Linked DNA regions of Homo sapiens: region 1 is linked to region 2. A link is an interaction called in ENCODE POLR2A ChIA-PET data of the cell type or tissue named here. Cell type or tissue: CD4-positive, alpha-beta T cell. All regions are shown on one strand. Links, peaks and the distances in the headings refer to the core of each region. The heading gives the core; the rest is flanking DNA.

Region 1 (5,374 bases), core at 326-5,325, 50 kb before region 2:
GCTGGTGTAGTAAGGGACTGGTTTGCCACAGTGGATGGGAAATGGACCCCACCCCACCCCTAACCTATTCCCTGATGGAAACCATAGAGTTTCCAGTCTCCAACCCAGTGTCTCCCTTCTGACTTTGATCAATGAGGTCATCCATTGGGCTCCTACCTGGTTTTTATTGTTTTTTTTTTGAGGCGGAGTCTCACTGTCGCCTAGGCTGGAGTGCAGTGGCGCGATCTCGGCTCACTGCAACCTCCGCCTCTCAGGTTCGCGCCATTCTCCTGCCTCAGCCTCCCGAGTAGCTGGGACTACAGGCGCATGCTATCATGCCCGGCTAATTTTTTGTATTTTTAGTAGAGATGGGGTTTCACTGTGTTAGCCAGGATGGTCTCGATCTCCTGACCTTGTGATCTGCCTGCCTCGGCCTCCCAAAGTGCTGTGATTACAGGCGTGAGCCACCGTGCCCGGCCTGAGCTCCTACCTGTTCTTTATGAGACACTGAGTGGGAGAGGGGCAGAAGCCGCAGCCTTTGTGAGGAAGCATAAAGCAGGGTGGGCCAGTCTGGTACTGGAGGAGTTCAGAGAAAGAAGGAATCTCTGGACATCTGCGGTGCTTCACTGAGGAGACAAGCCTCGTATAGGAGAGTTGGTGAGTTTGGGGCAGGTGCAGGGGAGTGGTAGTCTAAGCTGAGGAGGCCTACAAAGACTAGCTAGCAAAGGGCATGGGGCATGTTTAAGGCGCGGTGACCTAAACCCACTCTTCTGTATTCTCTCCCAGGAGAAGGAGGTACAAGAAGGGTGAGTGGGTTGACTCAGAAATAGAACTTCAGAATTTAAAACCTTAAGCTGGATTCAGAAGGTTGGCCTTGGGGCCATAAAGCAGCAGAGCATGGATGCTAAGGCTGTGGGTTCTGGAGTTCAGACAGTTCTGGGTTCAAATCCCAACTTTGTTCATAAGTCATGTGACTTCAGAAAGATTACTAATCTTCTCTAAGCCTTTGTTTGCTCCTCCATAAACGGGATAATTGTTTCATGATAGATCCTCAGTCAGAGCAGAATTAAGTAGAGCCCTGCTTTGGGGAAATGAAAATAGAGGTAACATTCTCTGAGCACTTTCTCTGTGTCTAGATCTGTGCTAAGCACAGATGCATATGCACAGTAATATGCATATTACTCAATCCTTACAAAAGCCCTGTGAGATCTGTGTACTTTTTCTCATATTTCTAGTGGTAGGAACCTGAGATCAGTGACCCACCCAGTAAATATTTCAGTGTGAAATAGTCCTGTAGAAGAGGGAGGAGTAGGTGGTGGGCCTGACAGGTGTAATAGGGTTGCTGGGTGGATGGTCCCAGGGCCCACTGAGGTTGTGATTGTAGGTTTTAAGTGAGACCATCAACATGTTGTATTTTTGTTCAGCCATATTCAGTTGCTCAGGTGCAGGAACAGAGCAGATGGGGAGTTGGATCTAATTAGGTTCAAGTTTAGCCAGGTAAAATCAGTTGATGAAAAGAAGAAAGTCCGCTGGGCACAGTGGCTCACACCTATAATTGCAGTACTTAAGGGAGGCTGAGGCAGGTGGATCGCTTGAGCCCAGGAGTTTAAGACCAGCCCTGGCATTGTGATGAAACCCCATCTCTACAGAAAATACAAAAAATTAGCCAGATGTGGTGGCACGTGCCTGTAGTCCCAGCTACTCGGGAGGCTGAGGTGGGAGGATCACCTGAGTGGGGAGGTTGAGGCTGCAGTGAGTTGAGATTGCTGCACTGCCCTCCAGCCTGGGTGACAGAGCTGAGACCCTGTCTCAAAAAAATAGGAAAGAAAAGAAAGTATATGCAAGAAGTGATAAGAATGATGCCTCATGGAATCTGAGCTGAGTACGGGAGAGAATGAGGGATAGTGAAACAGTTGGAGGGTTACAAATTATAGGTTTCATTTGGAATTGGGCTACAAAGGGTGATCAGAAAAAATCAGTAGTGGTTGGAGACTGGATGGAATTGAAATTACAGGAGAGGTAAACATAAGCTCTTAACTACTCTGCTATGCTGCCTCTGCTGCCCTCAGGGCCTGTGAAAGGAGAGGCTGAGGATGTGCTATAGAAGACTCACAAGAAACAACCGTAGTCAGGTGGGAGGAAGCCAGAGTCTTGGACTAGGCTGGAACAGTGGGAACAGAGTAGAAGAAATAAAAAGAAGAATGGGGGCTTGGAGACAAAGTGACTCCTTTTTCCTGTTGGGCCCAAGTCCTAGGGTGACATAAGGCTTGGTCTCTGGGTATAGCAGAGTCTCTTGGGGTACCCTAGCCAAAGGGTTTTACTGGTTCCCAGGGTGATCCCTGTCATCGCAGAGCTGCTTTCCACCTATGTTTTGTCACAGCATTCGTCTGTTCTGAGAGACTGGACTTCTTTCTGCAGAGAAGGGGAGGAGAGATTGGGGCAGGCCTGTGGCCTGGAAGGAGCCTGGAGGTTAAGACCTCACTTCATGACCGTGTGACCTAAGAGCAGTTTTGCCTCTATTTCTTAACTGGGGAAGCAGAGAGCCGATTAAACAGAATAAAATGAGCTGTGAGTGACAGCACTACAAAGTTAGCAATCACCCGAAAACTTCCATTTTCAAAACCAAACCAGTAGAACTCCATTCTGAAGTCTTAAATTGTAGCATAGGCCACCTCTCTGCCACATGCACATTGTAATGGAGATCTTAGTGCTCTCCTTGTGTGACAGGGTAGGACGGTGGAAGGAGGCAGATGGCAGAGAGAACCCAGCTTCACAGCTCCCTGCACCACCTGAAGCCTTCATTTCCTCATCCGTATACTGGGACTGTTAATACCCACCCAAGAGCTAGATGTGGAATATTCCAGAAATGTTAGTGGATACTCTGTTCTCTACCCCTGAAAGGTTCTGCCATAGCATTTAAGCCTGAAGAGACAGTTTCAAGTCCCTAGAGGGCAACCTGAGGTTAGGGAAAGCTGTCATGGCCACAACCAAAGCCCTGAAGTGAGGAAGCAGCGAAGAGTCTGGCTAACCCACAGGAAGCCTGTGGTGACAGCCAGATGAATGTCACCTAAGTGTCCTGAAGGCACAGAGGGATGTAGGTGCAGAGTCAGAAGAGCTGGGTCTTGGCTGCCCTGACTTCCTGAGGTACCGTGTACAGAATGACATAACTCTGAGACAAGGCCCTTAGAAGAAAGGCAGCACCATTCATTACATAGCCATGTGTATGTATGTAATAGGCACTTTACATTCATACCTCTAATTCTAACACCATTGTTTCTCAAACGGCAGGGCCAGGTCTACACAGAACACACAGGTACCTGCTTATAATGCAGCCTTCCCAGCCACCAGCTAGACCTGCTGAGTCTTAGTTGGGACTGGGGGTGGGCAGGGTAGGAGTCTGTATTTTAATACGCTTCTCCAGTGGTTCTTTGCAGAGGTTGCTTTTATCCATATTTTATAAATAGACTGAAGCCAACAATAATTTGCCCAAGACTACACAGTAAAGGAGTAGGTATTCAACCCAGGTCTGCCTGGCCCCAGAGACCATGCTCTGGCTAGAAGAGAGGATGATGCAGGATACCATAGAAGGAATGTGGGAGCGGGGCTGAGGGGTAGGTCTCAGCGCGGAGGCATCTGGTGAGGAGTAGGTCGGAGAAGAAGAAACGGAGATGTTTACTGGTCATGCCGTTGGAGGATCAGGGACCCACTCTTTTTAAAGGTACTTAAAAAAAAAGACTACAGGCTGGGTGCGGTGGCTCACGCTTGTAATCTCAGCACTTTGGGAAGCCGAGGCGGGCAGATCACGAGGTCAGGAGATCGAGACCATCCTGGCTAACACGGTGAAACCCCATCTCTACTAAAAATATAAAAAATTAGCCGGGCGTGGTGGCGGGCGCCTGTAGTCCCAGCTACTCAGGAGGCTGAGGCAGGAGAATGGTGTGAACCCAGGAGGCAGAGCTTGCAGTGAGCCGAGATTGTGCCACTGCACTCCAGCCTGGGCGAGAGTGAGACTCCATCTCAAATAAAAAAAAAAAAAAAAAAAAAAAGATTACAAAGTCGTATGTGTTCATTTTAGGAAAAAAATTAAGGAAAATCACCTCATGAACTCATCACCTAGAGATAACTTTGCTAGTGTATTTGGATATCTTGCTCATCTCTTCTGCATGTGTGCATGCATCTATGGGCACATTTTAAAGCTGGAATCTTACTGTACATGCTTTATTGAAAGGAACTATTTGTGTAGTTTACTTCTTAGTAATAACTTTTATATATATCTTTTTAATATTACCTGTAAGAAGTCATAGCCAAATATGAATGTTTAGAGCAATGATCATCAAATAGTACAGACAGGCATCAGAATCATCTAGAGCAGAGGGTGGTAAGCTTTTTCTGTATAGGACCAGACCATAAATATTTTAGGCTTTTTGGGCCATGCAGTCAAAATTACTCATCTCCGCTCTTGCAGCATGAAAGCAGCCATAGACAGTATGTAAACAAATGATGTGACATGGCTAGAATTTTTTTTTTTTTTTTTTTTTTTTTTTTTGAGACGGAGTCTCACTCTGTCACCCAGGCTGGAGTGCAATGGCGGGATCTTGGCTCACTGCAAGCTCTGCCTCCCGGGTTCAAGCGATTCTTCTGCCTCAGCCTCCCGAGTAGCTGGGACTAACAGGCGCTTGCCACCACCCCCAGCTAATTTTTTGTATTTTTAGTAGAGATGGGGTTTCACCACATTAGCCAGGGTGGTCTCGATCTTCTGACCTCGTGATCCACCTGTCTCGGCCTCCCAAAGTGCTGGGATTACAAGCGTGAGCCACCACGCCCGGCGACATGGCTAGATTTGATCCCTGGGCCATAGTTTGCCAACCCCTGGTTTACAGAAAGGGTCTGTGACTATTGAGTGCCAACTATGTGTTCTAAAAACTTGAAATACATAAGAGAACAAAACAAAAGATCCTGGCACTCACAGGGCTTATATTCTAACTCCTCTATTAATATACAATAAACATATTAAGTCTGATTATGTAATATGTTAGAAAGTGATCACTACAATGGGAAAAAGAACAATCCAGAGCCAGGCGCAGTGGCTCACGCCTATAATCCCAGTACTTTGGGAGGTCAAAGCAGGCGGATCACCTAAGGTCAGGAGTTTGAGACCAGCCTGGCCAACATAGTGAAACCCCGTTTCTACTAAAAATACAAAAATTATCCAGGCATGGTGGCATGCCCCTGTAATCTCAGCTACTCAGGAGGCTGAGGCAGGAGAATCACTTGAACCTGCGAGGCAGAGGTTGCAGTGAGCTAGGATCGCGCCACTGCACTCCAGCCTGGGCAACAGAGCGAGACTCCGTCTCAAAAAATAAATAAATAAGTAAAAATACAAAAATTAGCTGGA
Region 2 (5,374 bases), core at 137-5,136:
TGGTTTCAGATCAGCCAACTAGGATAGCAGCCTAAAAGGCAGACCTCACTAGAACAACCCAGTCTACCCCTGGGGAGAAGATGAATATTCCTTACCCACAGAACCACCAGTAGACAACTGACAGAACTCAAACAGGCCATCGAATACTGGACAGTCCTCACCAACGTTGACTTGAAAGAAATAAGCAAAAGGTTAGTTTCCACAATTTCCTTTAGTTTACATATTTATGAGCTGATGGAAAAAAACACAGAATTTAAATTCAGGAGGTGTGGGTTCTAGTCCAGGCTCTACTTCCTGGCTGTATGACTGCATCAAGTTGTTTAACATCTTTGAGCTTTAGCCCATTATTATTTTTTTATTTTTTAGAGCCAGGGGCTTGCTCTGTTGCCCATGCTGGAGTGCAGTGGCACAAACATGGCTCATGTGCAGCAGCTTTGACCCTCACCTCCTGGGCTCAAGCAATCCTTCCACCTCAGTCTCCCAAGTACTTTGGACTACAGGTGCATGCCACTATACCCAGCTAATTTTTTTTTCTTTTTTTTTTTTTTAGAGACAGAGCCTCACTATGTTCCCTAGGCCTCATGCAGTCTTCTTGCCTTGGCCTCCCAATAGGCATGTGCCATCACACCTGGTCTTAGCCCATTATCTATAACAAGCAAAACTGATATCCCACCTCACCCACTGGTCAGAAAATTAACAAAAATCTAATATGGAGAAGCAGTTAGCAACTTGGAAAATGTTGGTTCGTTTCTTGAGGGAGAAAAACTTATCCTCTGGCCCTCACGCCAGCTGACAAACAAGGGGCAAGAACAGAGACCCAGAGAACTATCGTTCACTGCGCACGTACAACACGCCAGACACTGCGCTACATGCGTTAAATACCCGAGATCATTCATCTTCACACAAGCTTCTGAGGTAAGATTTGGTCCCATCTTATAAGTAGGGAAACAAGGCCTGGCACAGTGGCTCACACCTGTAATCCCAGCACTTCGGGAGGCTAAGGCAGGAGGACCACTTGAGGCCAGGAGTTCAAGACCAGCCTGGGCAACATGGAGAAACCCCATCTCTACCAAAAACATAAAAATTAGCCAGGTGTGGTGGCAGCTGCCTGTAATCCCGGCTACTTGGGAGGCTGAGGCACAAGAACCACTTGAACCCGGGAGGCAGAGGTTGCAGTGAGCTGAGATCGCGCAACTGCACTCCAGCCTGGGCGAGACAAGAGTGAGACCCTGTCTCAAAAAAATAAATAAATAAATAAGTAGGGAAACAGGTTCAGAGAGGTGAGCTGTTAGTAAATGGCAGAAGCAGTATGCAAGCCTCAAGCTTTGGTTTGTCTGTTTTTTTTTTGAGACGGAGTTTTGCTCTTGTTGCCCAGGCTGGAGTATAGTGAAGTGATCTTGGCTCACTGTAATCTCTGCCCTCCAGTTTCAAGCCATTCTCCTGCCTCAGCCTCCCGAGTAGCTGGGATTACAGGTACCTGCCACCACACCTGGCTGATTTCCGCATTCTTAGTAGAGACGGGGTTTCACCATGTTGGCCAGGCTGGTCTCAAACTCCTGACCCTGTGATCCGCCCGCCTCGGCCTCCCAAAGTGCTGGGATTACAGGCATAAGCCACCGTGCCCAGCCAGCCTGTCTGTCTTAAAAGCCTGTGAAAATATATCCCGGCCCTTTTCCAAGTCCTTTCACATATACAACCTCATTTGATCCTCACAACAACTCTATGAGCTGGACAAGCCAGATATCAACCCCACTGTGCGGAGGAACAAACAGATACCGAGAAGTTAAGTGATTTGCCCAAGGTTATAAAACCAGGCAGTAGCAGAACCAGAATCAGGGTCCCGGTGTCTTGACTCCCGTAGCCCAGTGTCTTACTGCTACATTCACAGTGACAAGTGGAGTAAAGTTATTTCGGGCCTAATGGGGTAAAAGTACCAAGTAGTACATAATGTGGAAACATATGCAAACAATAAGGCAAATGAAATGAAAACAGGAAGGAAAGCACACCTGGAGGCTGTAGACTCACAGACCTAGAGGAACTTTATAGCTCCAAATCTCCTCTTACAGAAAAGGTAACTACTGGCCGGGCGCGGTGGCTCACACCTGTAATCCCAGCACTTTGGGAGGCCAAGGCAGGTGGATCACTTGAGGTCACGAGTTCAAGACTAGCCTGGCCAACATGGAGAAACCCCGTCTCTACTAAAAATACAAAAATTAGCCAGGCATGTGCCTGTAATCCCAGCTACTCAGGAGGCTGAGGCAGGAGAATCACTTGAACCCAAAACGTGGAGGTTGCAGTGAGCCAAGATTGCACCCCTGCATTCCAGCCTGGGTGACAGGGCGAGACTCCATCTCAGGAGAAAAAAAAAAAAAAAGTAACTGCTGAGACATCAATGAGCTACAGGAAGTCAGAGGCAGGAGGTGTGGGGCTGCATACTTATTCTCTTGCCCAGCCTTCTACTGTACCCACTGTTATCAAGATTTCCAAAAGTAGAGGAAGGAGCAGCCCTGGGGTGAGAGCAGAAGAGCTCAGTTTGGATTGTGCTGGTAAAATCTCAAGACACAGTTGAAGCTCAAGATCTACAATAACCACAAGAGTTACCAGCTCTGGTTCTGCACTAAACTTGGAGGGTGCCAAGATCCGGTGCTCTGAGGAAGAAGCATGGCTGCATGAGGGAGTGTGCAGCGGGTGGGTCTCTTCCTCACTTCCTGGGTAAACACTGGGAGGCTGTGTAAATAAGAACTTTGGTCCCTGGGCCCCGGCTGTTTATCCATTGGCAACTGATTTCCCTCTCTGGCCACTTCCTCCTGCACAGAGTTTGGCCTGCCTGCGTTTCCAAAGCTTTGTTTATACTCTTATTTGGGATATGGAGCCTCCATGGGAAGGAATGGGTGTTTTGGACGTGAGAAAAAAAAAAATATTTTTCTTCAGGCACCAAACCAACATGTAGCTCAAATGACCAGCCCTTTTATTCCTAGTCAATAAGCTATGTGATTAGAGATGGAAAGGGGGCAAATGGAAGAGCAGATACTCATGTGAGCTAATCTGTGAGGGTAGGGAAGACTTTTCCATGGGTTTTCTCTCTTTCTGCTATAAACGCTTTTCTCATTCTCACACTAGCTTTAGACTAAAGGGAAGCAATACTGGGTGAGAGGTGGAAGCAGACGTAGGCAGAGAAGGCAGTCAAATGCTCATTGCAAAGAGATGGGAAGATTAAACACTAACCTCAGGATAGTGCTTATACCTTGGCAGTGCTGGTAATGGGGTGGGGGGCTGGGGGAGTGGGAGAGAAAGGGTATGTGATCAAGGAAAGATGCCCAAGGGGGCATCAACTGTATTGATAATGTTTTCTTTCTCAGGCTGGGTATTGGGCACACATGGATGTTCATTATATTATTATTATTATTTTTTTTTTTTTGAGACAGAGTCTTGCTCTGTTGCCCAGCCTGGAGTGCAGTGGCGCAATGTCAGCTCACTGCAAGCTCCGCCTCCTGGGTTCACACCATTCTCCTGCCTCAGCCTCCCAAGTAGCTGGGACTACAGGCACCCACCACCACACCCGGCTAATTTTTTGTATTTTTAGTAGAGATGGGGTTTCACTGTGTTAGCCAGGATGGTCTTGATCTCCTGACCTCGTGATCTGCCCGCCTCGGCCTCCCAAAGTGCATTATATTATTTTTTGATGCTTTTTGTGTGTGTCTAAAATATGTTTTTTTCTTTTTCTGTTTTTTTTTTTTTTTTTTTTTTTTGAGATGGAGTCTTGCTCTGTCGCCCAGGCTGGAGTGCAGTGGCGCGATCTTGGCTCACTGCAACCTCTGCCCTCCAGGTTCAAACAATTCTCATGCCTCAGCCTCCCGAGTAGCTGGGATTACAGGCATATACCACCACACATGGCTAATTTTTGTACTTTTGGTGGAGACAGGGTTTCACCACGCTGGCCAGGCTGGTCTCAAACTCCTGGCCTCAAGTGATCCACCTGCCTCAGCCTCCCAAAGTGCTGGGATTACAGGCATGAGCTACCCTGCCTGGCCTGTGTATCTAAAATATTTTATATACACTATATTTTTTAAAACTACAGAATTGGGGGACTAGAGTTCCATTCTGCATTCTACCATCACCTTGCTGTGTGACTGGGAAAGTTTACATGTCTGTAAAATGGATGAGAATGTCTCCCAATTTTTTACCAATCCCTTTTATCATGTTTTCACCAAAAGCCCCCTAAATGCATTTATTTGTGTTCCCATTTTCACTTGCTAAATATTAGGTCAGAACTTCTGGTCAAGGCTCTCAAAGTGACCAGAAAGGGTTTATTACATTTCAGCCACAAGCAAGGAAACCTGATTTACTCGATCTTATCATAAGCATAACTTCCTAGATTAGGTGTGTGGGATGTTTTTGTGTGTGTGTGGGTTTTTTTTTTTTTCTTTTTGAGAAGGAGTCTCGCTCTGTCGCCCAAGCTGGAGTACAGTGGCGTGATCTCGGCTCACTGCAAGCTCCGCCTGTCGGGTTCACACCATTCTGGTGCCTCAGCCTCCCGAGTAGCTGGGACCACAAGCGCCTGCCACCACGTCCGGCTAATTTTTTGTAAATTTTTAGTGGAGACGGGGTTTCACCGTGTTAGCCAGGATGGTGTCTCGATGTACTGACCTCGTGATCCGCCCACCTCGGCCTCCCAAAGTGCTGGGATTACAGGCATGAGCCACCACGCCTGGCCATGTGTGTTTTTTTTTTATTGAGACGAGTTCTTGCTATGTTGCCCAGGCTGGAGTGTGGTGGCGAAATGAGACCATACCTCAATGCAGCCCTGAACTGGGCTCAAGGGATCCTCCTGCCTCAGGCTCCTGAGTAGCCAGAATCACAGGCATGTGCCACCATACACAACTAATTTTTTATTTTTATTTTTTTAAGATAAAATAAGAGATGGGGGTCTCACTATGCTGCCCAGGCTGGTCTTGAACTCCTGGCCTCAAGCTATCCCTCCTGCCTTGCCCTTCAAAGCACTGGCATTACAGGTGCATGCTACCATGTCCAGCGCCTAGGTTAGATATTGGTACATATTCTAAAAGGGCAAGTTAAGGATTAAGGAATTTGAGGCTGCAGTGAGCTATGATCTTGCCACTGTACTGTACCCTGGATGACAAAGCAAGACCCCATCTCTAAAAACAAGAATAAAAATAAAAATAATTCTTTTTTTAAAAAGGGCTCATTACTGTCTTGGTAGATACCCCAGGTTATAAAGCACTGTGTTAAGTGACATCTAAAGTCTCTGTCTACTCTGACCCTCCATAACCCTACAAATCAACTCAGTGAGGTACTCTGAAGTTCTTAGAGAGGCTTATTCTTCCTGCCCCCATTTCTGATGACAGAAAAATCC

The links. Peaks named below come from ENCODE experiments on the same cell type or tissue, not always from the same donor. Only the 100,000 strongest peaks of a DNase experiment are listed, where the experiment ranks them.
Region 1: POLR2A ChIA-PET joins it to region 2 with 6 read pairs; 26 of 35 experiments call an interaction of 5 or more read pairs at or near these places.

Annotation. Positions count from the first base shown.
Region 1 is chr1:32,369,955-32,375,328 of GRCh38, reverse strand. All of the region lies in intron 9 of BSDC1 (BSD domain containing 1), which reads left to right. Among named protein-coding and RNA genes, the nearest start is that of TSSK3, 10 kb to the right of the region's middle. In CD4-positive, alpha-beta T cell, for the core only: CTCF peaks have their summits at 2,686 and 2,903; a DNase peak (open chromatin) is centred at 2,988.
Region 2 is chr1:32,319,275-32,324,648 of GRCh38, reverse strand. It overlaps HDAC1 (histone deacetylase 1), which reads right to left. Exons shown (of 14, transcript NM_004964.3): 4 at 96-170. Among named protein-coding and RNA genes, the nearest start is that of MARCKSL1, 14 kb to the left of the region's middle. In CD4-positive, alpha-beta T cell, for the core only: no CTCF peak of the experiment used is centred there; DNase peaks (open chromatin) are centred at 2,488 and 4,518; H3K4me3 peaks cover 537 bases; H3K27ac peaks cover 4,242 bases.